2 separate regions of the Homo sapiens genome follow, and region 1 is linked to region 2. A link is a loop called in an ENCODE intact Hi-C map of the cell type or tissue named here. Cell type or tissue: Calu3. All regions are shown on one strand. Each heading gives the region's core, and the rest is flanking DNA. Links, peaks and the distances in the headings are about the cores only. Region 1 overlaps CTNND2 (catenin delta 2). Region 2 has its middle 120 kb from the start of CTNND2.

The links. A loop is a pair of places that touch in the nucleus more often than their neighbours do. Peaks named below come from ENCODE experiments on the same cell type or tissue, not always from the same donor. Only the 100,000 strongest peaks of a DNase experiment are listed, where the experiment ranks them.
Region 1: a loop joins it to region 2, with 6 times the contacts of the local background. A loop is called at or near these places in 2 of 110 quality-filtered maps.

Annotation. Positions count from the first base shown.
Region 1 is chr5:11,717,993-11,731,007 of GRCh38, reverse strand. All of the region lies in intron 2 of CTNND2 (catenin delta 2), which reads left to right. Among named protein-coding and RNA genes, the nearest start is that of CTNND2, 180 kb to the left of the region's middle. In Calu3, for the core only: no CTCF peak of the experiment used is centred there; DNase peaks (open chromatin) are centred at 5,857, 7,037 and 7,307.
Region 2 is chr5:12,015,225-12,028,239 of GRCh38, reverse strand. No RefSeq gene overlaps it. Among named protein-coding and RNA genes, the nearest start is that of CTNND2, 120 kb to the right of the region's middle. In Calu3, for the core only: a CTCF peak has its summit at 4,490; a DNase peak (open chromatin) is centred at 4,409.

The DNA.
Region 1 (13,015 bases), core at 5,486-7,985, 300 kb after region 2:
TGATTATGTTTTAGGGGAAATGGAAAAAGGGACCACCAAGGGGGTTAATACCACTCCCCATCCTCAATACACTACCTTGTTATGGTTGGGTTATGTCGTGCTTTCTTATTCATGTGTGATCTGGAAGTCTTGCTAGGCTACTAACTTCTGAGTAGTAAGAAAATTTAAAGCAGAAAGAACAAATGTAACAAAAAGGCAAGACCTGTCTGCTGAAAATTGTTTTATCACAAGGACATAAAGTAATTCAGAATGAATAAAAAGGCATGGCATGCTCCTCTGTTGAAAAGCTTAGTATCATCACAATACTACTGTCTCCCAAATTAGGATATAAAATTTAGGCAGCTGTAATCAGAAGCCTGTGGCTGGTTGTTTGTTTCTTTGGCAAACTGGATCAAACTATTTTAAAGACCGGTGGAAGTATAAATATATGAGAATGCAAGGAAAGTTTTGAGAGATTTTATCTTACCAATCTTACCAATCACAGTAGTACCCAATGGGCCCAAAAAAGAATGGTCTCTGTGTAAAACATAACTGAGGGTTCAAAACAGATTCAAATATACATATATGCCTATTCACTTAAAGTTCGTGTTTCAATTCATTACAAAGAAGAGGCTTACGTGGTGTTGTCATAACTGACTCGACATCTGGAAGAAAATTAGAACTGTTAACTTACAGCATAAAGAGAAATAAATCTCACAGGGAAAAAAATGGTAACTGTAAAAATAAAACCATCAACATATTAGAAGAAACTCTGGGGAAGGAGCTTTGTAAACTAAAGGTAAGCAAAGTTTTAAACAAGAGAGGAAGTCCAGAAGCCATACATAAGTGGTCGATGAGTTTCACAATATGAATACTACTAGTAATAGCAAGACACAACTCAAAATAGCAAAGAAAAATAGTCCAAGAGAAAATATGTGCCACAAGTATAATAACATGTTGATAAAATTAATATATGAAGACTTCCTAATGTTGGTGAGAAAAAGAGAAATAAACGAATACAAAACTAGGCAAAAGATATAAACAGAAGAAAGATGCAAGCAAGTAATGAATGTTTAGAAATGTCCACTCTAATGCACCCATTGGGGACATACAATTTTAAGTGAAAATAAAACTAATTTTTAATCTACCAGGTAGACAGCTGTTGAAAAGTAGTTTATATTGTATGCTAGGTAAGAGTTAAGGCTTGGAGGAATCCACATTCTTTTTCACTCCAAATGGGAATATAAATTGCTATAATTTTTTGGTAAAATGATTTGTTTCTATGCATTGACATTTAAAATGTTCAATAACCATTGATTTAGTCATTTAGATATATATTCTGTAGAAATTAGTGACTAAATAGGTAAGATTTTATGTGTGTCGAAATTTATTATAAAATTATTTGAAATAGCCAAAAATACGGATGGCTTGGTGAAGAGTTGAAAATGTTATATTCTTTCTATAAATATTATGCAGTCATTAGTAAAAATGAGTTGGGGCTATATGTTTAATCTTTGGGGAAAAAATCCATGAGAATTTTAGAAAGGAAATTACATAGTATGGTATTATCCTGTTTTTAAAAACTCAGAACATTAGATATGTTTTTGGTTTATACATATTTATGAGCATCTAGAAAAGTATAGAAGGAAACAAATCAAACTATTAATATTGATTAGCATTTGTGTTTTACAGTTAGATGGAGGTGGAAACAGACTGAAGACATAGGGGATTTGGGTGGGGACACAGCCAAACTATATCACTGTGAAAAGTTTTTTTTCTGAGGAATTAAAAAATGTATTATTCATTTTGGGGCAGCAAAGATGACTTTTTTTTTTTTTGGTGGCACATAAGTAATTTGGGGAGGGATGCAAATGTGTTCTGGAAACTTGAGATAGAGAAGCCCCAGGTGCCCAAGTCAGAAGCTGGGAATTAGGTCCCACGTGCAGCATCTGCCTAGGTGAAAGCATAAATCAAAAAGCAGCAGATTCCATGAGCTTTTTGGGGATGTCCTGATGCAAACAACCAATCTTATCCTTCATTAGGGGATTTGTATCCTAAATCATTCTTAAAGGTTCCTTATTTTTTTCCTCAAGTCTAGAATATTATCTGTAGAGTGAAAGCTAAGTTGTTTCTTAAAATTTTTATCTGAATTGGCCTTCAAGTAGTTAGCAGTGGAGTTAAAAATATAAGACAACCATATGTAAAGAGTTTTAAAATAGAAAAAAATATAGATGAAAATTTCAGGAAACTCTTTAGTCAATATATTATCAAACCCCAGATGATTTTTACAGACTAAAAATAAACTTGAAATTGAGAGCATTTGTAACTCCAGATACTCTATTGTTACACTAATTTTCATTGTTCTTTTAGTTTCACAATCATTATAAACCGTATTCTTGATTTTAGAGGATTTTTTGAGTACCATTATTTAGGATATTGGTGATTCAAAGGTAGCAAAACAGACATTCTCTTCCTTTTAGTTTTTCTTATTGTACAAAATATAGGAAAGTAAGAGTAAGACATTTCTGTGGGTTTGTTTTGTTTTGTTTTTGAGATGGAGTGTCGCTCTGTCGCCCAGGCTAGAGTGCGGTGGTGCGATCTTGGCTCACCATAACCTCTTCCACCTCCACCTCCCAGGTTCAAGTGATTCTCCTGCCCCAGCCTCCTGAATAGCTGGGATTACAGGCATGCGCCACCACGCCTGGCTATTTTTTTTTTTTCAGTAGAGACAGGTTTCACCATGTTGGTCGAGCTGGTCTCAAACTCCTGACCTCATGACCCACCAGCCTCGGCCTCCCAAAGTGCTGGGATTACAGGCGTGAGCCACCGTGCCCAGCTGACATTTCTGGGCTTTCACTATGGGGCAAACCACGACACTGAGTACTTTATATATGTTGTGTCATATGAAGCCACAAGGAAGAATTTAAAAAGATTCATTTAAAATCTAAAGAAACTAGATCTTTTACATCATCTCTTGTGAGGATAGCATGCCTTCCTTTTTATTCAGCTTCTACATTTAGAATTTCAAAAGTAACTTAACTCTATATATAACAAGAATACTATTTGGAAGAAGTTCATTATAAAATACTCCCTTAATTAGTTTTCTTCCAGTGCCACATATCGTTGCTAAATCTTTCAGCATTATTGGTGTTACTATAATGTGCAACAATAATTTCTGATAACACAATGTGTTGTTAGGGAAATGACCTATAACTATTAATCAAATTTCGGATGGTATTTTGGGAAAGCATTTTATGAAATTAATGACAAAATTATCATCCAAGAAAAAGCAGAAGTTATAACACCTTAGGAAAGGTCAAGAAGATAGAGGATTATCTGCAAAGACCAGTGAAGTTTATATTCGTTTAGTCAGAGAAGGGAAGAATTATCCATAGCATAGTGCTACCAGTTGAACTTTCTCCACATATCAAAATTTAAGTGAGAATTACGTGATTGCTGAATTTTTATTTCTTGTTTCAAGCCAGGGTGGATTAGAAATGAAAAAAAAAGCATGCATTTCCTTTAACTTTTGTTGCAGAAACTCAGCTGTATTAGGAATAGTGATCATCTGTTTGAAGCTGTGAATTGAGAGATAAAGGTGCAAGCTAGGAGTCCGTGGAACTGGGTCATGACACATGATATGGTTTATAACAAGGAAGGGGGAGCAAGGATCAGAAAGCCTTGTGAGTTTCATACGTACAGGATGGAAGGATTGTAGATAGATTGACCAGATGGGGTGTTTAGAGTTCCAGGAGGGTAAAGAAAGAAAATGAGTGTGTATGTAAAGTTATGAAGTTCATGTATGAAGGAAAGGGATGCTCAGGTAGCATGAGATTGATGGGACCACCTGCATTTGAAGTGTATTTGTTTACTTGTTAACCCTGTGCATCAGAAAAATGATAAATAAAACTATAAATCAAGGAGAAACAAATCATAAACTACTTATTCAAGTCTTGGGAATGTGTGCTGGGAGTTCCAGTTATGGGTGAATAATTCTAGAACTCTGGATAGATCATCTCTGTCTCTCCACCCCTGCTTCCTGATGCTCTCTTATGTGTATTCTGTTAGTTACTCTAAGTTATTTTGACTTTTCCCCCTGAAACTTAATATTTTCCTTAGTTTCAGTTTATAACTCTTCTCAGGACACTTATATACCTATCTGTCCTTTTGATAATTTCAAACTCCATTCCAAGAATTAACTCATTTGATTGTTTTATGCTCTGTTCTATTTAATAGTGTTAGTTGTTGGGTTTACAGAGCACTGGAGCTATCAAGGGAAAAAAAGAGACTAGGGTGTTATATGCTAGATTAGAAAATAAGCCTTTAGTATGTGGGGTTTTGTAACATGACAATATAGTGCTTCTAACGCTTCTGTCATATTTATTACTACAACTCATTGTTAAATATTCATATGTAAAATCATACTGAATATGTAAAATGTGGTGTTTTAGTAATTTTTATGAATTTTCCACTATAAAGGCGTAATTCATGCATGTTGTGTAAAAGTTTAAAACATTAGATAGGAAAAATAAATGAATTGGGTTTTTTTTATTTTGAAAATTCACCACAAACAGAGGTAGCTGCAAATATTTAGGGAGATTTCCTTCCAGACTTTTTATATGAATATAAGATTATCTGTACAAAATTTTCATTTTGCTTTATAAATATTTTATTCTTCTTTGTACATTTAACCTTCTATGAGGAGTATTTTTTCATATCATTTAATATTATTTCAAACATGTTTCTAATGAGTATGTGATATAGATTCACTGTGAATTATTTAATATAATTGTATTTCACATTTTTACCTTTGTTGATCTTAGATTGATTCCATTTTCACAGTATGAAAAGAAGTGACATGTCACACTTCCTTGTACATTAATCATTGGGTCTGCTTTGACAGACACTGCCTGGAGCAAAGGTTTGAAAAAAAAAGATTCAAGACTCTTAAAAATTCGCTTGGAAAATATGTCATCATTAATTACTGAAAAGGGCCACTGGCAGGCCAACAAAGCAGGGGCTCCTGGGGTAAAATAGTCAGTGCGCTGTGCATGGTTTGCACAAAGCAAGAAATTAACCCATAGAATATTCTAGAGGAAGCTCATGGGAAAAATGTTGATTTTTTCAGAGAAATGGAACCAGATATAGTAGGAATAGTCAAGAAAAACACAGGAATTATTTTAGAGCAAGGAAACAATGTTCAATAGTATCTCAAAAACGTTTTTTAAAAAGAACAGACAATAAATTCCTTTAATTTACATATTTTTGTAAAACATGTATTTCTATAAAATGTACATGTGAAACATTTCCTCAGATATATAATTAAATCATATATTTTTCCTCTAATGATTATTTTGCTCAATATGTTTTATGATCAAGAAACTGAGACTTTATGTTTTACTTCAAATTCAGTGCTTTTCCCCCCCACTACACTACACAACCTCATCATTTAGATAAAATAATAGGCCTACAATGTGTTGTCTGATATTTTTCTGAAGAAAAATATTTTTCTATGACCAAGGTTTTGCTAAGGTCAAGTTAGATAGTATTCTCTGCCAGTCTCTTATTTAACGAGGAGAAGAGAATAGGGAAATTTATACATTAATTTGATCTGCAATATATTTAATTTGATCCGCAATGTATTTTTAAAAGGAATCACTAATAACCCAAATACAAATAATTTAAGGAACAACTATACCTTATTTTTTAGTTAATTGTATCTGTAGAGAAAATGTGACAGGAAGGGAATACTGTGGGTTAGACACATTCTTACTTTAGTTGAAAATTTCTGTTGCTGGGCATCAGTGGCCTGGACTGGAGTTATCTCTAGCATGCATCAGTGACACAGGTAAACATGCCTGAGGCAGCCCATCGATCATGTTCAAGTTGCTGTCACTGGGCTGCAATCATAAAACGCACGTGCAAGTTCATGCCCTGGGCTCTAAATGAGCTGGCTCTGTGGCCTCCCATGGAAAAGTGAAGATTAGCATCCTCCTTTTTCACTAAGGACAAGTTCTGACTTTCATATTCTACTCATAGCCTCAGGAAGCAGCTGGGCCACTTGCCTAATTACTGTGAGAAAGAACAACTCAATATCAATAAGGCAAAAAAAAAAATCACTTTTGACAGGTAATCTTCAACATCTAGGGAGACATTGCTAAATAGCTTCATTCCCCAAGTCAATAGATTTAGTCATTTGGGGATGCATTTTCGCAAGTTACACATCTTGGAGTGATAAAGAAATTATGCTCAAATTAAAAATTAAAATTACATAAAAGTCTAGTCCATAGTTTTTATAGGAAATCACAAACAATTCCACATATAGTTTTGACACTGCCGTATCTTCTATTCTGAAAAGTAGAACTCTGGGATATCAACCAAAGGTGTTTAAGTCTTTTATTTGATTCAGAACTTTTGAAATACCACTGTAGCACTGTTGGCCAGCACCCATGCCCACCACCTCCACAACAGAGGAGAAACCCTCCACCGAAATAGATAAGCTTGGAATCCAGCCCACCTATTAACAAAACAGCCACTTTTATTAAATTATTTTGTTAAATAATACCACACACTTGAGATACTGTTCAGAGACCTGAAATTGCCTAATAGAGACCTCCTGTCAAAAGCCAGAGGCAATTTATTCTTCAAATGAATCATCTAGAGTGTAAATCCTCTCACTTTTGAGAGCTCTGCTCATATTGAAAACAACACCTCATCCCTCCACTGGAATGCCCCCCAAGAACACGGCTTGAATAATGCTGCAGTGATTTGGTGACTCTGTCTTTATGGAGACCCAAGATAAGAAATTACCATACTAGGAGCTTTACTGGTTTGTTTACTGACATTGAAAACCTTTCAATAGTTAACTATAGTCAACTGATCTAATATAAATGAACCGTTTCAGTAATAGACATATTACTCTTACTACTGGTAATAATTAATAACTGCATAACTGTAATACTTTTTTTTTTTTTGAAATGAAGCCTTGCTCTGTCGCCCAGGCTGGAGTGCAGTGGTGTGATCTCAGCTCGCTGCAAGGTCCGCCTCCCGGGTTCACACCATTCTTCTGCCACAGCTCCCGAGCAGCTGGGACTACAGGTGCCCGCCACTACGCCCGGCTAATTTTTTGTATCTTTAGTAGAGACAGGGTTTCACTGTGCTAGCCAGGAATGTCTCGATCTCCTGACCTTGTAATCTGCCCACCTCGGCCTCCCAAACTGCTGGAATTACAGACATGAGCCACCACGCCCGGCCCAATAACTGTAATATTTTTCTAACTCTCACCTAAGCTTATTGGATGGGGATGTGGCCTTGTCTCCCCTCCTTACTGTTGGGTCACCAGCTCTTGGAGCAGTGCCAGCCATGGAGGAGGTGTTTAGTATATTTGTATTGAGAGTATGACTTAGGAATGAACTTACTGTCTTTTTCCATTTTATTTTAGCACAAAAGTAAATGCGTTGCTTAATTGTGGTAAAAGTCCTTAGTCACTTTTATGGTGCAGGGGTCTCATTTCCAGTGTTACATTGATCATATGCTTTTTCCCTTACTTTAATGGTTGTATTGGGTCTAGATCTTCCATTTGGGCTGCCTGCATATCGCTTCAGAATGTGCCCATTGACTGATGAATCCTAGGCCCCCAAATTGCAATTTTTTCTATAAACAACCTCAATCAAAACTCATTTAATCAGGTGGAATGAGATATTTTCAGTTTAATATGAGGCTTATTTACTCAACTATATCCTTCATTAATAAAATGTGTCTTTGTCTTTTTTTTTGAAACTAGACTGTGTACCTTGTTTTAGTTAAGAGGAAAAAAAACCTACCATATTAGTACATGAATCAGCAACTTTACACATAAAAAACATAAAAATACACTTAATTATTTTTGTTTGTATACAATTATGCCAAGTTTATCATATTTGTTGAAAATCTTCAGTGATTTTTAACTGCTGTTTGAAAGCATGCTGTTCCCCAGAGTCTCAGAAAAATCCAATTATTTGTTTTAGTGCTTATTTTGTATGCTTTTTGTGTTTGGGAGATTTTTCACATATTTGTGCTTGATGAAACTCTTGATGTTGTCATATTAAAATGTTTTAATCATTACAGATTTTGAAGTAATTTTTTGTGTTTACTATTTATTTTTATGTTTAATGGTGGCATGTCATATGTGTTTGATATGGTTTGGCTGTGTCCTCACCGAAATGTCATCTCAAATTGTAGTTCCCATAATCCCCATGTGTCATGGGAGGGACCTGGTAGGAGGTAATTGAGTCATGGGGGCAATTACCCTCCTGCTGTTGTTGTGATAGTGAGTGAGTTCTCACAAGATTTGATGGTTTTATAAGGGGCTTTCCGCCCCCACCTTTGGTCATTCTTCTCCTTCCTACCACCATGTGAAGAAGGACATGTTTGCTTCCCCTTCTACCATGATTGTAAGTTTTCTGAGGCCTCCCAGGCCCTGTGGAACTGGGAGTCAGTTAAACCTCTTTCGTTTATAAATTACCTAGTCTCAGGTATTTCTTCATAGCAGCATGAGAATGGACTTATACAGTGTTGTATATGAGTAGTTCTTTTATTGTTGGCACTTTTTTATTTTAGCACATTTCCTTTTGAGCACATTTGTGTAGATGGTTCCAAGAGAGACAAAAAGCATACTTACCTGCAACTGTGTAACCATTAATTTCAGTCTTCTCTTCAGTTTACGGGAAATAGAATCTTCATAGAAGAAAATGCTGGGAGGATTTGTGTTGAAAAATTTAAGTACTGTTATAGCAAATTCTTCATTCTTGTCCCTGGCTCATGTGAGGGTTTACTTTTCAGCATCTTCTTAGGAGAAAACTCTGTGAAAATGGTGTCTTAAAGCAGTCTATTATTGAAAGCTACCTCACTAAAATGTAAAATATGAATATATTTTTCATCAACACAGGAAGTGAGTAAATAGGTGGTTTTGTTAGAAATGTGGACCACAAATAAAGATTGCAGGAAGGCGAAGTAAACAGGGGAATTGTGACAATAAACTTAGCCTAAAACTCACTATGGTAAGTTGTCTTGTTTCAGAGTGCTAGATCACAATTTCCTATGTCTCCCATCCTTCTTGTGATGAGAATCTGATCCTCTCCCGTTGATAGACGAGCTCCATATTTCCTCTTCTTCATTCCAGTTAGGCTTAGGACTATGGTGGAAGGGAATGCATGTGACCAGGGCTACAGGGAAGTAGACCTCCTGCCTAGTTCTTCTGAGATGCTCATTCTTAGAAACCAGTCACCATGAGGTGAACATGCTCAAGACACTTGTAAAGAGGCCATGTGGACAGGCACGCAGTCTCCAGGCATGCAGCACCATCTGAACTCCTGGCTGATGCCAGCACTGACTTAGCAACCTTTCCAGTGAGCCATCAGCAGTGGAGCCCCGAGCCCCAGCTAATGCTGTGTGAAGCAGAGGCCATCTGTCCTCATTGATATTTGGAGATAGAGGACCAAAGCAGATGGTGGTTGTAATTTCAAGTCAGTAAATCTTGAGGTGGTTTGTTACACAGCAGTAGATAACCAATTCACTCATTTTTTCCATGTTTATAAAAAATCAGTCATGTTAGACCATTTTCTCTACTTCTAAGTCTTACGATTCTATGTAGCCTGGGGTGAATTTAAAAAAAAACAGCTTATTGAGATTTACTCACATACCATACTGTTCCCTTTTTTATGTGGTTTTGGTATAGTCACAGTCACTCCAGGAAACCACTATTATACTTTCTGCTTCTGCAGATTTTCTTATTCTGATTGTTTTATGTAAATGGAATTATAAATATATGGTCTTTTCTAAAGGGCTTATATTGCTTATCATAATGTTTCAAGTTTCATTCATGTTGTGGCATGCATCGGGATTTCATTACTTTTTACTGCCAAATAATATTCCACTGTATGGATACACCTCATTTCATTTATGCAGTCATTCATTGATGGCCATTTGGGTTGTGTTCACTTGTTGTCTATTGGGAATAGTGTTGCTGTGAATATTTGTGTACAAGTTTGTGTGGACATATGTTTTTATTTCCCTTGGGTAATAAAAACCTAAGAGTGGAAATGCTGGGTCACATGACAACACTAGGTTAACATTCTGAAGAACCGCCAGGCTGTTTCTGTATTTTATGAGGATTACAATATCTTCACATCCTTGCCAACACTTGATGTTTTCTGACTTTTTTGACTATAGGCAGAATAGTGAGCTGAGGTAACACTGAAATGAACTGCTAGACCAGAGCCTAAGAACATCAAAAAAATTCCATGGCAGACCAACAACACATTTTAAAATATGTAAATATTATATTTAAAAATATTAGCAATATATTTAGTCAGTAGACAAAATAAGCTCCCAAACATGAGTCGCGGCAGCATACCCACACCTGTGAAGAATATAGAAACCAAGTTACATATGTTGCAGGTGGGAAAATCAATGATGCTTGGCTTGCAAATTGTGGGTGGTCGGGTGAGACAGGAAGGGGGGCTGTAGGAGCTGTCTTCAAATATGGTTATGCAAAAGAAGAACCAAACTTTTGTTCAATAACTGTTGTACAACTGAGAAGAGCTTAGGATAAAGCGTCAAAATTTAGGAGAGGCAGGTCTCTGTCTTGTGCCAGATATGAATCTCAGTTACAAACTTGAGGAACTTTAAGCCTGAAAGGAATAACTCAAAGACTTAAGTAGCCCCCCATATATTTGGAAGGAACAAATAGGTTTGGGGTTTACATTGCTAGTGACAATGGCAAGTTTCACTGCAGATCTGCCTCTGGGATGTGTTCATAAGGTAGACTTTTTTTTAATGGAAAAAATGGTCTCAAAGATGCCAGCAAATGACAAATTTAGGGAAGTACTCTCAAGTACGGCCAGTTGCTGCTGTCTCTTTGGGAAATTCACTGACAAACAGTAATCAATGACAGACCTTTTGACCAGTGGGTGGCAGCACAGAGATGTACCATCGCTTGTCAGTAAATGTGCTGAGATGCAATTCTTTTTAGCCTGGGGTGTGGCTGGGTAAGCTCTTTGCACTGGCTTCGTCCATTGCCTTGCACAGCATGCTCAAAATATATTATCCTTTTCTAACTACCATATGAAACATAGGATACTAGGGTACGAAAAAAGTTGGAAAGGATCTGTGGTGTGTGTGTGTGTGTGTGTGTGTGTGTGTGTGTGTGTGTGTGTATATGTCAGAGCTACCCACAAATTCAAAGAGAGAAGTAGCGAAGTCCTAGATGTTAGAATTAAGCAAGGAGAATCTGAATGAATATCTGTGAGGGACTTAAATTAGAGTGAAGATTTAACTAAATGAACTAAGGTCTTCTCCAAATCATAGATGTTGTTAAACTCTGACATATAACTTGTTAGCTAGTAAAATCTACTTATTAGTATTTCATCGCTAAGGATAAATATTGCATATTATTTTTTAATCTTGACAACATTTAAATATAGTTTTGTTGTTGTTGTTCCTGCTAAGAATCTTTCCTCTGTGGTCTGAGATATCCATACTTTGTAAATATGTAGTATCTATAACAACAGACAATTTATTATGTAGCGTTAGGAACCATTGTCTCCACCACAAGTCTAGGTAAGGACTTGAGGTGGGACATCTGATTATCTTTGTTAATTAGGGGGAAAGTCACTCAGTACTACTGGGCTGTAATCTATTTTAAGGATAAGGTAATTTTCATGGCTTCTGCCATGACACAGAGTAAGCTACGTGACACTCGCTTCTGAAGGAGAAGTATGCCATCTTGTTTTAAGGACTGATTCATAAGTGGCCATAGAGTGTGGGCTAATATTCTGCATGATGGAAAAAGTGATACATTTGGAATCAGTAGACTTACTTCAGATTCCTCCAGCATTTTCTTACTGAACGGCCTTGGTTATGTAACATTTCTGAAACTGATTTTAATTATCTGATAAAATGAAGACAGTTAGCTCTCAGTGTTGTAATGGAATGTATGCATATAATAACACACATTTTACAAACACATATTAGTTTATTAGGATGCCCATGGAAATCTGTGCTCCTCAGTTGATATCAGCTTGATGAATTACTCTTTGCCATCTCTCTTAGACAATTAAGCAGTAAAGACTATGCAGTCTCAAGCTGGGGATTAAATCAGGAAATCCAATGGTGAATCTGGAGTTTCTTTAGTCACTAAGGAAATATGGAGAGAGGAGAGGATATTTGGTAGAGAAAAAATAATAATAAATGAGCTTTCAGAATTTAACTTATTGACAGATTATTACATGAGATGGTCTATAAATCCGCTGGAGAGAGAGTGCAGGAGGCGTTTCAAAGCTCCTTGATAACACTTCAACATGTTACATTTCAGTGTTCTGGGAGAAGATGTAGATTTTTTCTCTCTTACTTTTCTTATTTTTTTTTTTGTAAAAAAAGAAAATGTGTTAGAACTCTTGATAATCAGGTCATTTTTGTTGCTGTGACTTAAAACCCTCTGGATCACAAGTGTGTTTGCAAGTCCCAGCACCTGCCAATGTCTGATATCAAGAGGCTTTGGGGAAATCAAGGAGAACAAGTTGTGTTGCTCATCTCAGTCAGCACATAGAATAGTTATTGTCCGTGAATGGAGAAGGAGATATTTCCTACAGAAGCGGGAGCTCAGAGCCACAGATGACCAGTAGAACATGAAGTTCTGGGGTTTCCAGAAATCTTGGGTCAATTGAAATTCTCACAAAAGGTGGGATAGGAGACTCTAGATAGTCCTCATTAAATCTTAAGAACATTAGCCACTATTTGAATTATGCTGTGCAAAGTGTCCTTGTGCCCCTTTGAGACATCTTCCTTCTTTTGGATTCAATGGAAAGGGCCTGTCGTAGTGCCTGGAATATGGAAGCTGCTCTTTGCATAGTAGCTACAAATACGAATATTGAAATTATTTTATTAATTGATCATGAGTAACAATAGTAATAAATTTCACACTTAACCACTGAGATTGAATTGAATGTGCGAAATTCATTTCAAGAGTCCTGATGTTTTATTGCCATTGGACTATTTT
Region 2 (13,015 bases), core at 3,431-5,930:
TCTCCAGGGCATTTCTGGCATCTTCATGGCAACCCCTCCAATCACAGGCCCAGAGACCTAGAAGGGAAAAATGGTTTCATGAGCTAGGCCCAGGGCCCTGCTGCTCTGTGCAGCCTTGGAATATGGTGCCCTGTTTCCTAGCTGCTCCAGCTCCAGCCACGGGTAAAAGCGGCCAAGGTACAGCTTGGGCCATTGCTTCAGAGGGTACAAGCCCCAAGCACTCATGGCTTCCATGTGATGTTGAGCCTGTACACAGAACACAAGAGTTGGGCTTTGGAAGTCTCAGCCTGTATTTCAGAGGATGTATGAAAATGCCTGGATGTCTAGGCAGAAGTCTGTTGCAGGAGTGGAGCCCTCATGGAGAACCTTAATGCAAAGGGGGAATGTGGGGTTGGAGCCCCCACAAAAAGTCTCCACTGGGGCACTGCCTAGTGGAGCTGTGAGAAGAGGGCCACCATCCTCCAGACCCCAGAATGGGTAAAACCACTGACACCTTGGACCTTGTGCCTGGAAAAGCCTCAGGCACTCAATGCCAGCCCCCAAAAGACGTTGCAGGAGCTGTACTCTGCAGAGCCACAGCAGTGATGTTGCCTAAGGCCATTCAAACCCATCTCTTGCCCTGGTTGTGAAACATGGAGTCAAAAGATGTTACTTTAGAGCTTTAAGATTAAATGACTACCCTGTCAGGTTTGGGGCTTGCATGAAGCCTTGTGGCCCCTTTGTTTCAGCCAATTTCTCCCATTTGGAATGGAAGTATTTACCTAACGCCTGTACCCACATTTAATCTTGGAAGTAACTAATTTGCTTTTTGTTTCACAGGTTTATAGGCAGAAGGGACTTGCCTTGTCTCAGATAAGACTTTGGACTTGACCTTTTGAGTTAATGCTAGAATGAGTTGAGACTTTGGGAGACTGCTGGGAAAGCATGATTAGTTTTGAAATGTGAAAAAAAAATGAGATTTGGGAGGGGCCAGGGACAGAATTATAGAGTTTGGCTCTGTGTCCCCACCCAAATCTCATCTCAAATTGTAATCTCCATGTGTCAAGGGAGGGACCTGGTGGGAGGTGATTGGATCATGGGGCCAGTTTCCCCCATGCTGTTCTCATGTAGTGAGTGAGTTCTCAGTAGAGCTGATGGTTTAGAAGTGTGACACTTCCCCCCACCGCTCACCAGCATGTAAGATATGCCTTGCTTACCCTTTGCTTTCTGCCATGATTATAAGTATCCTGAGGCCTCCCCGGCCATGTGGAATTGTGAGTCATTAAACCTCTTTAGTTTATAAATTACCCAGTCTTAGATAGTTCTTCATAGCAGTGTGAAAACAAACTAATACATAGGATGAACAAATCTAGGATGACTGTCACTTCACCCTAACAATTAGAAAATTATGGTTAAACAACAAAAACAAAACTTTGGTGCAATTCATCACCAGGATCTCCCTCTCTTTTCCTCAGTCCATATACATAAGCTCTTCTCTCACAGAAAAAAACTCTGGTTCCCAAATATTTACACAGTTATTCATTTGCTTAATTCTACTGTACACATCAAGTCATTTTAGAATTAGAACTTTCATGACACGAACAACAAAAATTCCCTAAATAAAGTCCACATTTTCTGTTTGTTTCTTTTTATCTTTAGTTTGTATTCCATTGAAGGTATATATGACTGAAGACACAGGCCGTTCAAAACTTACTTGGATTTGTTCTGTATTTATTTTTTGAGATGTTATTATCAATGTGATATTTAGTTCCTTAGAGTTTTTTCACATGTAAAGAAATAATTTGTCATAGACTGTGTAAGTCAATGACATAAATTGTAATCTCCAAGGTAACTATTAAAAGAATACTAAAATCATGTTTAATTGACATAATTGTAGGGAAAATGACAAAAATATGTTTGATTAATACAAAGAAGGCAAGAAATTAGAAAAATGATTTTTAAAAAATTAAATAGAAAGCAAATAGAAGAATAAAATGTATATATTGATAATTACATTAATTATAAATTGACTAAATAAGCCATAACGTTAAAAATATGATGACAAAAAAGTTATAAGCACAATTATCTAATCATTACAAAATGTGTAATGAAATTTATGCTTAATTACTGATTATTAGGATAGCTCTAATGTTAGCTCTTATACCTACTATAATTTTAAAGTAATCATCAGTTAATGACAATTTGAGTATCTGCAACAAGTACAAAATATTATAAAAATAGAGATAATTTCTATTGGTGAGAAAGTCGCAAGGACTTCTTTTTTTTTGGTTGTGTGATCTGTGCGAATCAAGTACTTCTTATGATGGTTGTCTGCTTACATTCATAAAGGAAAGAACCACTAAATTTAAGTTAGTGATTGTGAAGACAACATTTTAAGTATCTTCTATTCATTATATTGTAGATCAATGAGATTCTTTTCATGTCTTCTCTGTGTACTATGAAGAATTTCTGTTTTAGAGAAATAGAAGAGTTTGATATGGTTTGTTCACTGGATGTGAGTGACTGTGTAGGTACACCTGCCATGCATAGTGGATATCAAGCTTAGGAGAAAAGAGAGGTAAGATCTGCAGGGTCTCATGCCAATAAGGGGGATTTTAGATTTTAACCAATATATGACAGAAAACCATCAAGGATATTGGATGGGGTAATGTCATGATGGATGCTTTTATTCTTAGAATGTGCATTGAAAGTCAGGTAAGTGTTCACAATAGCCCCAAGAATGCTCAGTAATAGGATTTAAGGCATTTTGGGCGGTACAACTTCAAGGCATTTACTGCATCCCTACCAGCCATATCACTTTTAAAAGAAATAGACACCATTAATATTTCATTCTCTTTAGAATTCTTATAAATATAGTTCTACTGAAAAATATGGCTTTTGGATCATCATTATGCAAAAAATTGTTGGTAAATCTTTCTGAAAAAAATCCTCACTGAAAGGTGTCTATTACCTTCCACTTTCAGGTTAGAGTAATATTTTAGTCAAAAAGAGTCAACAAAAAGTATTTTCAGAGAAGAATGTTGGCCCTGCCATCTGATATCCCCTTTGCTCCCACCTGGTGAATATCTTTACTTTATTTATTTATTTTTTTGAGATGGAGTCTCGTTCTGTTGCCCAGGCTGGAGTGCAGTGGCACAATCTCGGCTCACTGCAACCTCTGCCTCCAGGGTTCAAGCGATTTTCCTGCCACAGTCTCCCAAGTAGCTGGAATTACAGGTGTGCGCCACCACACACAGCTAATTTTTGAGAATGAGATGAGGTTTCACCATGTTGGCCAGGCTGGTCTCAAACTCCTGACCTCAAGTGATCCTTCTGCCTCCCAAAGTGCTGGGATTACAGGCTTGAGCCACCACACCCGGCCTAACTGGCAAATGTCTTCAATGTATCCTCTGTTTTCACAGATGGGTGTAAATTCTACCTTAATTCAGCTGATTCTTAAAAGTTTGTTTCTTCCCCGACAAATACATGTAATATCATTACAGATACCTGTAAGGGAATAATATCGAGTCTTCTGTCATTCTGTATCTTGTAAAAGTTTGGCTGAGACAAATATTAATATGACATGCAAAATTTTAAAAGATGTGAGCTTCATTAGATTTCAAATCATGGAAACAATGCGGAAAAATATTGTGTGTGTGTTTTTGCCATCTCCGTGAGTTCTGACATCTAATGCTGATTGTATTACCCAGTTTGATCCAAACTGTTTACATTTGCTGATGTAACTAATCATGTTTTCCAATGTTATTCAACATTACTTAGATTTTATGTTTATGAGCACACTAAAAACTTGTATTGAACTTTTGTCTTTTACGGTAATTAACAGAGTCTGGTTATGGTGTGATTTCCTAAAACCCCTGCCCTACGTTGTAACAGAGTAAGGAGAAAATGAGAAAAGATAACACTTCACAGTCTCTTGTTGATATCCTACATAAGGTATACCTTAAAGCAAACATCCAAATATTATCATCCAAATATAAACTGATTATCAATATAAAGTTATAAACAAAATAAATTATAAACAATTTTAAAAATAAAGATACTTGTTTATGTCTACCAAGAGCAAATTCAAATAAAAAACCCTTGAATTAATGCCAAATTGACTTTAATTTCATTATTACATTACTAGTTTATAGTACAATATACCATATTTTTCATATGTTGAAGCTTCGAAAGAATCTAAGGTCAAATCAAAGATCATGTTTAATCAAAACAAGAGGAAAAGGAAGTAAAATGTCTTTACAAAATGTTAAGATTCTCATATTCTATAATAATAATCAGGCTCTTCACCTTAAAAAACTATCAGGGTAGTTCAATTCGAATATCTCTATCAGTATTTTCTACTAAGCTGCCTTTAAGTACTGAAATTAGAAAACCATTAATAACATCAGACTTTTCTTTGCCCAGTAGAGGGCAGTGCTACATATGGAAACCAACTTATTACTTGGTTCTTTGAGAGTTTGTGAATGAATGACCCCATTAACTCCTGTACCTAATGTAAGTTGATTTTTGTTCCTTAAAATAGACAATCAAATTCAACGGAACTAAGTGGCAATAGAAATATGGAGAAGTAAAATGTCCGCACAGCCAAGCAATAACTACAGAGCTGTGGCCGCATTGATAACACTAATATTGTTTAATATGAGTTATACAAGTGTTTTCAAGTAATGAGTCAAATAGCAATGTACATGAGAGTCAGAGACTAGATAATTCTTCAGGATTAATATTCAAAAGTAATATTAGAAAAACATATAAATTACCTTTAATTGTCTTCTTGCTTACTAGAATTAAGGTAGGTAACGTCCCTAAAGAGTAATGCTCTGAAAAATAACCTAATTTAAGATGATGTAAATTCCATTCCTTGAAGCTTTTACTCTGGTTGAATCTCCACGGTGATTGATTCATTCTTTTAATTAAAAATCCCAAATTCATGAGCCAGTTTTAGTTCACTGTGCTATATCTTATGATAATATCAATATCCTAGCACCAAAAATTGAAGTAATCTCTTTTCAGAGATACTGAAACAATAGCAAAAATGGGTTTTTTTTCCCCAACATCTGAGCACTTTACTTTAAAAAAGCAGGCACTGTAATATGTGTAATATGTAATTTTTTGAGGAAGACAACATCTACTCTTTTCTACCATAGATAGCTTCATTTGTTTCTACTCTATAAACTTATCAAACCAGCTCCTAAAAATTACTATGGTAATTTGTCAATTACATCAGTTTGACCCATATCCTCTTAGATAGAAAGTTTACCTTCAAATATTTCCCCAATATTTCTTAATTTTAATTATTCCTTTAAACCTATTTGATTTTTTATTTGTAAGCATAAATTTAATTAATTATTTGAAAAATACTTCGTTCTGGATGTGTAGTCTTTAGATCCCCTTTTTCGGATTTATAGGTTTAGGAAGAAGTTATATCTTCTTTATTTTGTGAGGTGCTTAGAAATAAATATTTGATGATGATGATAAAGTTTCCATAGGATTTCTTCTCTACTCCATTATCTAAATATTCACTAAGAGGAATGTCTAAAAGAATTAAATAAGTATGAACATGAGTTAAACATTTCCAGTTATTTCATGTTGCAACACCTAAGTCAACATTGCCATATGCCGACTCTCCTATTAAAGCTCTCTTCAGGGAGAAGAACTTGGTAATCCGATAGAAAATTACCATTCAAAAGAATTACTTTTTAAAAAGATACTGTCTCCACTATAAATTATTTTATATGTCATTCTTTGACTTGAAAAATATGTACCCAAATTTTTCTATGATAACAAATGTCTCGATATAAATTATTAGATGAAAAAAGCAAAGCTAATCTGAATGAGAGAAAACTATATTATAACACACAGTGAAATGCTCTTAGTTTAGTCTAGTTTAATTTGTAACACCACTGTAATTTTAGATTCCGCTACTTACTCACCTGGGTTAACTTGGTGATCATAGTTAATTGGAGGTAATATTATCTTCCTTCGAAGGCTGAGGCAAGCATTATAGGGGAATGTATATGACACACCTGTCATAAGGACCAGGATGTGTTTGTTGACTAGTAAATACTTACGACTCTTATTAGCTCTGCAAATCACTTTTTATTTGATGTTGGGCAAATAATTAACTTCTTTGAATCTCTTCTTCACCACTCAAATTGGAATTATAATACCCACTTGTTTTTACCAAAGAGTGATGTTAATTTGAGATGAGATAATAATAAACGTAAAAGTGTGAAAGCACTTTGCAAGTGACAGAGGGCCGCATAAATATTAGGATATATAATTAATTGGGAATATACACAGAAATTAAAACTGGCGTAAGAAAAACTCTATTGCATACTTTGTCATCTGGGGACATTGTTTAGAAAGATCATTTTGAAAGAAAAGTTTACAGTAGGTTGTAGAGAGCAGATCATTACTTATAACACCATTGTAATTTTTATTTACTTTGTGAAAATCATGGTTACATTTTTCAGAGTTTTGCCTGAATACTGATGGATTGATTTAGTGGGTCAGAACTAATAATGTTGACTATATTTGTAAAGTACAAGACTCCCAAGATACATTTTTCTTTTTGAGATAAATTTTATTTCTAAATAGGTGAGTTTCAAATTTTCATGCAGAAGGAAAATTTTACTAACAATTTACTGATGAGAAACCCTGGCCAATATGACAGAGATTTATATTCAGAATCACAGTATATGTTGTAGCTCCTACCTGGGAGTTCTGTAAGGAACAGAGGTCATGGATGGCATAACTGTTGTCTCTGAAGGAAGCAATGCATCTTGCATCCCTCTGAAGAGTCATCCCACAATGAGTATTATTGAGAGCCAAGTCCTCTCTGACTCAGGAAGAGAAAAAGAAAAAGTGCTCCTCAGAGAAAGTGCTCCTCAGAAGCCCTTTCTAGGAAGAAAAGTGTTCTTTTCATTGCCTCTTCCCCCAGACAACCACATCTCCTCCTGTGTCCTCAGAGTGCCCGTTCAAAACGGCCTTCCACAGCTGATGAGGAAGAACTACTTCTATGCTTAAACATTATTAGTAGCTCTAGGGATATTAGCCATACCTAATTCATATGTCCATCAGTTCATGTATCTACTTGTTTATGCTAGAATTTCCAATCTCCTAAACACACACACACATTGAGCACACTAACTATATCCAGATAGATAGATAGATAGAAGATAGATAGACAGATATGATATATGATAAATAGATAGATGGGTGATTGATTGAGATGATAGATAGATATGATATATGATAAATAGATGATTGATTGAGATGATAGATAGATAGATAGATAGATAGATAGATAGATAGATAGATAGATATAGATAGATGATAGATAGATAGATAAAAATATTTGAAATTTGTGGAATTGCAAGGCCAAAGGCTCTACCATTGGTAACTCATTACTCTAATGGTCTATATTCGTAAGAACTTGGATAGCTAAGAGTAAAATAACATTACAAATATATTTACTAATGGTCCATATTAGGATATGTCCTTTCAATATGTTTCTTTCCAACACAACTAATGGGATATGAGAGAGACAATGTCTATTTTGATGAGAAAATGCCTCAACAAGGGTATTTTTAGAGATCTGTATAAAGTGTCTTCTCAACAGACAGATGGGTGGATGTCAGATCCCACGGTAACCTCAGCTACATAGTAAATTACTCAGAGCATCATATTTTTAATACACACATAACTTATTGGTTTTTTCTTTTATATATAAATACATTTTTTTCAATTCTTAAAACACACCATGTTATTAAATATTTCCTGCCACAGTTCCTTTTCACATCCTGCTGCTCAACCTAAAATGGAACCCCCCCCCACAGCTAGGTCAGGCTCTTTCAGATGGCTGGCATAGAACTGAGACTCTTCCCTTAGAAGGACCTATCAGTAAACACCTATCATATGCCTACTTTATCAGTTGTTGTCTTTCCCACTAGACTGGAAGCCACATAAAAGGCAGGGATGGTGCCTATTTTCTCATCATTCTGTCTAGAATCTCTTGTACAGTGGCAAGCTCAGAATAAGTGCTCAGTAAATTTTGCCGGGTAAATAAAATTGGGAGGTGTACACATTTTAAGCATCATGGAAAATATTCACTTGTGTAAGAGTTTCAGGTTATTGTGTCTCATTTAAAAAACGAAAGGTATTATGGACTGTTTTATTGCTAAAACAGTAGAAAGAGGTAGATAAACCGCAACATAATGAAGTATTGGAAAGCATACAGTGGATTGTATGTGTAACAGCGTCAAATGCCATGGAAATCTAGAAGAGAATGGTGACTTAGGGAGAAAAAATGATGTGGCAAACAGAAGGTAACTTCCATGGAAAATTTTCAAAAGATAACAGAAGGTAGCTAGAAAGCAGATCCTTGGAGAGTGGAAAATAATTTGGTAGCATTAAATGACCCATTCATACTGTAGGAGGTGGAAGCAGAGGGTGATTCTAAAAGGGGGATGATGAAACAATGCTCATAGAAGAGCCTCACTGCTGTGGATCATGAGCATTTTCTCATCCAGCTAAGTGTACATGCTTACTTCATTTGTTAATGAATTTAACTGGTTGAAAATGATATCATGCTAATAAGCATGATAACTGGATAAGAACAAAAAAGTCATCGAATGCAATCCATAGAAAGTTAGAGAATCTGGCTCCTACTTCTCACAATAAGAAACTCAGAACCACAAGCTGAGTGTTTTGTTCCAGGTGCCCAGGTGCATTAGGATGGGGGTGGGACTGGAACAAAGGTCACTTTTATGTCACCAGATTTTACACCAACCATTACAAAGACTGATTAGCATTTGGAATACCTTTTTTTCAGCATTTTTTAAAGGACCAAGAAATAAAATCCTCTAGTTCTAAAAATCTGGTTTCTACTAATTAAATCATAATTACTTAAAACCACATAATTCTATTTAACCTTGATGATATGCCTTTATTCTTCAGAATAAGAAAGAATGTCTCTATGGTTATACTTAACATTTTTTATTTGGTAGGTATCCAAGTACAGCTCTTTGCAAGTTATATATAAGCTAAAAATAATGCCTGGGTATTTGTTTCAGAACAGAAGGAATTCTAGACTAATGTGATAAATGGCATTTCCCCAACTGCAACCATACTATTCCATTTTGGTTATACAGTCAGCTCCAAGACTAGATAGAGTCTTAAATGTCTATCTTCATGCACTTTAAGTTTGTGACATTCAAAATTTCATGGAAGGGAATACAGTTACCACCGTGTGCTTTAATTGATAGGTAAAATGGTAAATTCAAATCCAAGTCATTCATTTTATTTATTTGAGCAATATTTGAATGGCGAAACCCAGATACAAAGTATGGAAATAGAGCTATGAGGGAAATCAAAATATATAAAGACACCATCCTAATGTCTAAGTCTTCTTATAGTCCAGTGAGGAAGAATATTGTGGTATACAGTTTTTCCTTATTTTAAATTCATGTAATACACTCTTGAAACCCACATTGACATTGTTGCTATGACAAACAGGAGTAGAAAATCATTATTACTTGGATAGCTAAGAATAAAATAATATTACAAGTATGTTTACTAATGGTCTGAATTAAATTATTTCCTTTCAATATGTTTCTTTCCAATGCAATCATGTCTTCAACTAGAACCAGAGGAATAATTTCTAAATGGTGGAGCTTGAGTCTAAAGAAAATCAAATAAGACAAATAAAAATATTTCAAAATTCTTCTCTGTAAATATTGGTTTTAAAAATTATTTTTTCAAACATTTATTTTCCACAACTTCAAATAAGTCTTTCCAGCCAGCCCAGGACTATTTAATCCTGCAAAACAACCGTAGGCTTCATGGTACCCTGAAATACACCACACTATGTGTCAAAGCTACAGCCAAGAACTGTTTACTGATTTTCATCAATTCCATGGGACAATGGGAACTTTAGAAATAGTGGAAAGGGGTATTGAGTAGTCACTGGCAATGATGAAGCACTCTGTGATCATTCGGTGATTGTGACAGGGACTTTGTCCAAAATTTAGCATATTTTACTTTTGGTTAGAGATAGGTTGGCAAGAACTCAACTCTGAACCAGCAGCCTTATGCATTCTCATTAATTTTAATTGAATGAATTGAATGTCCAGTCTAGACATAATTTTCAAACCCAATTAATAAGATACTTAAGGTGTTGGCAAAAGTCTCTGCAAGGCTTTTAGCTATAATTTTAAGAATTTTAAAGATGGGCCAAATGCCGGGAAATTATAAATGAGTCAGTGCTGTAACTTTAGTTGAAAAAGAAATAACAGATGATACTGTATGCTCTAGGAAGCTCAACTTATTTCTATACTTATGCACAAAAAAAAAATCAGAAATAAAATGTCAGTTTTAAAACACCTGGATGAGATCAGGGTACTGTGAAACAAACAGCACTACCTAAGAAAGAAAAGTTATGTCAGATTCATTGTTTTTCTCACCGTGAATGGAGCCAAAATTAACATCTTGTGGTGGGAACACCTTTTACACTTTCAAACATGATCTAACTTTTTGAAAATAGTCATATTTTTTGGCAAAATTTTTCTTTCTTTGGCAAAATTTTAATATTTTCTGATCTAAATGGACCCATTACTTTCATTTAATCATCACTCTCTACTAAATTTCACCAAAGGATTGACTTTGTGCAGGGTAGCATGTGTTATTAAAACTTGTATCACAATACAGGCCAATATCACATGCTATGCTATCTAAAACAAATATATTCACATGGAGTTACTTGTTCAGTTTGATCTTGACAACATGCTTGTGGGTAGAGTAGTGTTGGTTTTGCCAACTTCATTTGAAAAAGAGAAGGTTGTCCTGGTTCTCGTGGTGGGGCTGAAATGAAGCTAGCTGGCTGCAGCTGAGTTTAGGGAGCTTCAGAGTTAAGTTCCAGTTATCAGTCGTTAAGGAGCGAGTTCTTTGCTCAGAGCAGGCGATGGAGCTGAAACCAGAGCGCAGCCTGTGTAGGACCAAGGGACAGATGCCCTGTGTCAAAGCCAACGAGCAAGAGGGAGCTGTGGGTGGGAGAGCCATTGTGGAGACTGGCAGCAGTTCCGGGTTTTAGGTGTAGAACAGGTCAGAGTGAACGTAATGAGGCGATGTGTGACAAAGGCTGCCACAAGTGTAAAAGGATGAAAAGAACCCTTTACGTTGCCCTGGCTACAAGCTTTAGGGATAGAGTTAATGATTGATGATACCCTCAGAAGGCCGAGAAACAGAAGCCAATGAAAATAAAAATGTTCATTCTTAACTTACTGAGTTACATATACAAATATATTACTATAATAATATATGTTATTCCATTATTATAATATATGAAAATAATACAATATTCATAATAATAATCTATTATCATAACATAACATATTAAAATAATATAATATCTATAATAATATTTAATATATTATGCATATTCGAGAGAAAGCGAGAGCCTGCCCTGTATATAGTAATGTGCTAGGTTCTGGTCATTTAAAAAACAAAAACCTACGTTTCTAATGCATATGTCTGAGATTGAATTTAATTATGATGCAATTGAAAATCCAACCAGGGCAGTCTATAAAGATCTCTGTTCTCCCACTGGAGCTAGTCTAATCAGGACAGGGAAACTGTGAGAGCAGACAGAGGTGTCTCCAGGACTCAGCGGGAGGCGGAGGTCTCAGCAGGAGGCAGACAGCCGCTCCATGGAAGGGATCAGCATGGACTGGGATCCTTTCTAATTTTCCACCTCTCATCTCAGCTCATCTCAGCTCCTTTTATTTAATCCCCTCTTTCATCAGGCTTGCTGCTGCTGCTTTTTTTTTTTTTTTCCTGCCATATGGAAGATAAAAACAAATGCTCACTCCCTTGCCAAACTTACAAATGTAGACGGACCAAATGCATGAGGAATATACTCCGCTCAGCTGAGCTTGGGTGAGTCACCTCCACACAGGGCTGGGTTCAGTGCATAAAACAGCTGCCTGAGGCCTCTGCTATATTGGAGAGGTAAAGAATTTAATACAAAACAAACTGTCAAGTTTTTTGTTTAATGATGTTTTTATATAGCTCTCACATGCGGTACAATTCTGCTCAGATGTCTGATAAGCCTGGATTGTCAAATCACATACAAGAATGAAAGTGTCAGATGTTGCTTGAAAACTCGTGGCACCTGGGTAGGCTTTGTCAGGTGCCACACTGGTAGGGAGATAGTTAAGAAATTGCAGATCAACCTGGAGTCATTTCTTTTTTATTTTTAAAAATGACGTTTTTTTTCCTAAAATGAAAGCAGCTAATCTCTGGAGCTTATAAAAGTACCAGTGTGGGTGACCAGAGGGCTTTGACTCCAATATTTTGACTCCAATTCTTTGACTCCAATAACCCCCTTAGGCACCAGTGTGATTCCTGCCTTCCCTTGTGCGTGGCTTTTCAGTCCTGAGCTTTTTGGGGGTTGCGGAAGGACTGACACTGGTATCAACTCTCATTTTTTTTTTTTTTTTTTTGAGACGGAGTCTGTCTCTGCCGCCCAGGCTGGAGTGCAGTGGCGCCATCTCAGCTCACTGCAAGCTCCATCTCCTGGGTTCACGCCATTCTCCTGCCTCAGCCTCCCGAGTAGCTGGGACTACAGGCGCCCGCCACTACGCCCGGCTAATTTTTTTGTATTTTTTAGTAGAGACAGGGTTTCACTGTGTTAGCCAGGATGGTCTCGATCTCCTGACCTCGTGATCTGCCCGCCTCGGCCTCCCAAAGTGCTGGGATTACAGGCGTGAGCCACCGCACCCGGCCTGAACTCTCATTTTTTTCCCCTCTCTGTTTTCTGCGCTACACTTTCTTAGGGACAAATTTGCACACTTTTCTTCTGCCAAACTGTGATGTGCTCTTTCACTATTGCTCACTCCAATCCCCTTTTTAGTCGTTGTGAAATTATACCTATTTTATACCTTCACTGTCTTTTTTTTATTATTATTTATTTTTGAGACAGAGTCTCACTCTATTGCCCAGGCTGGAGGGCAATGGC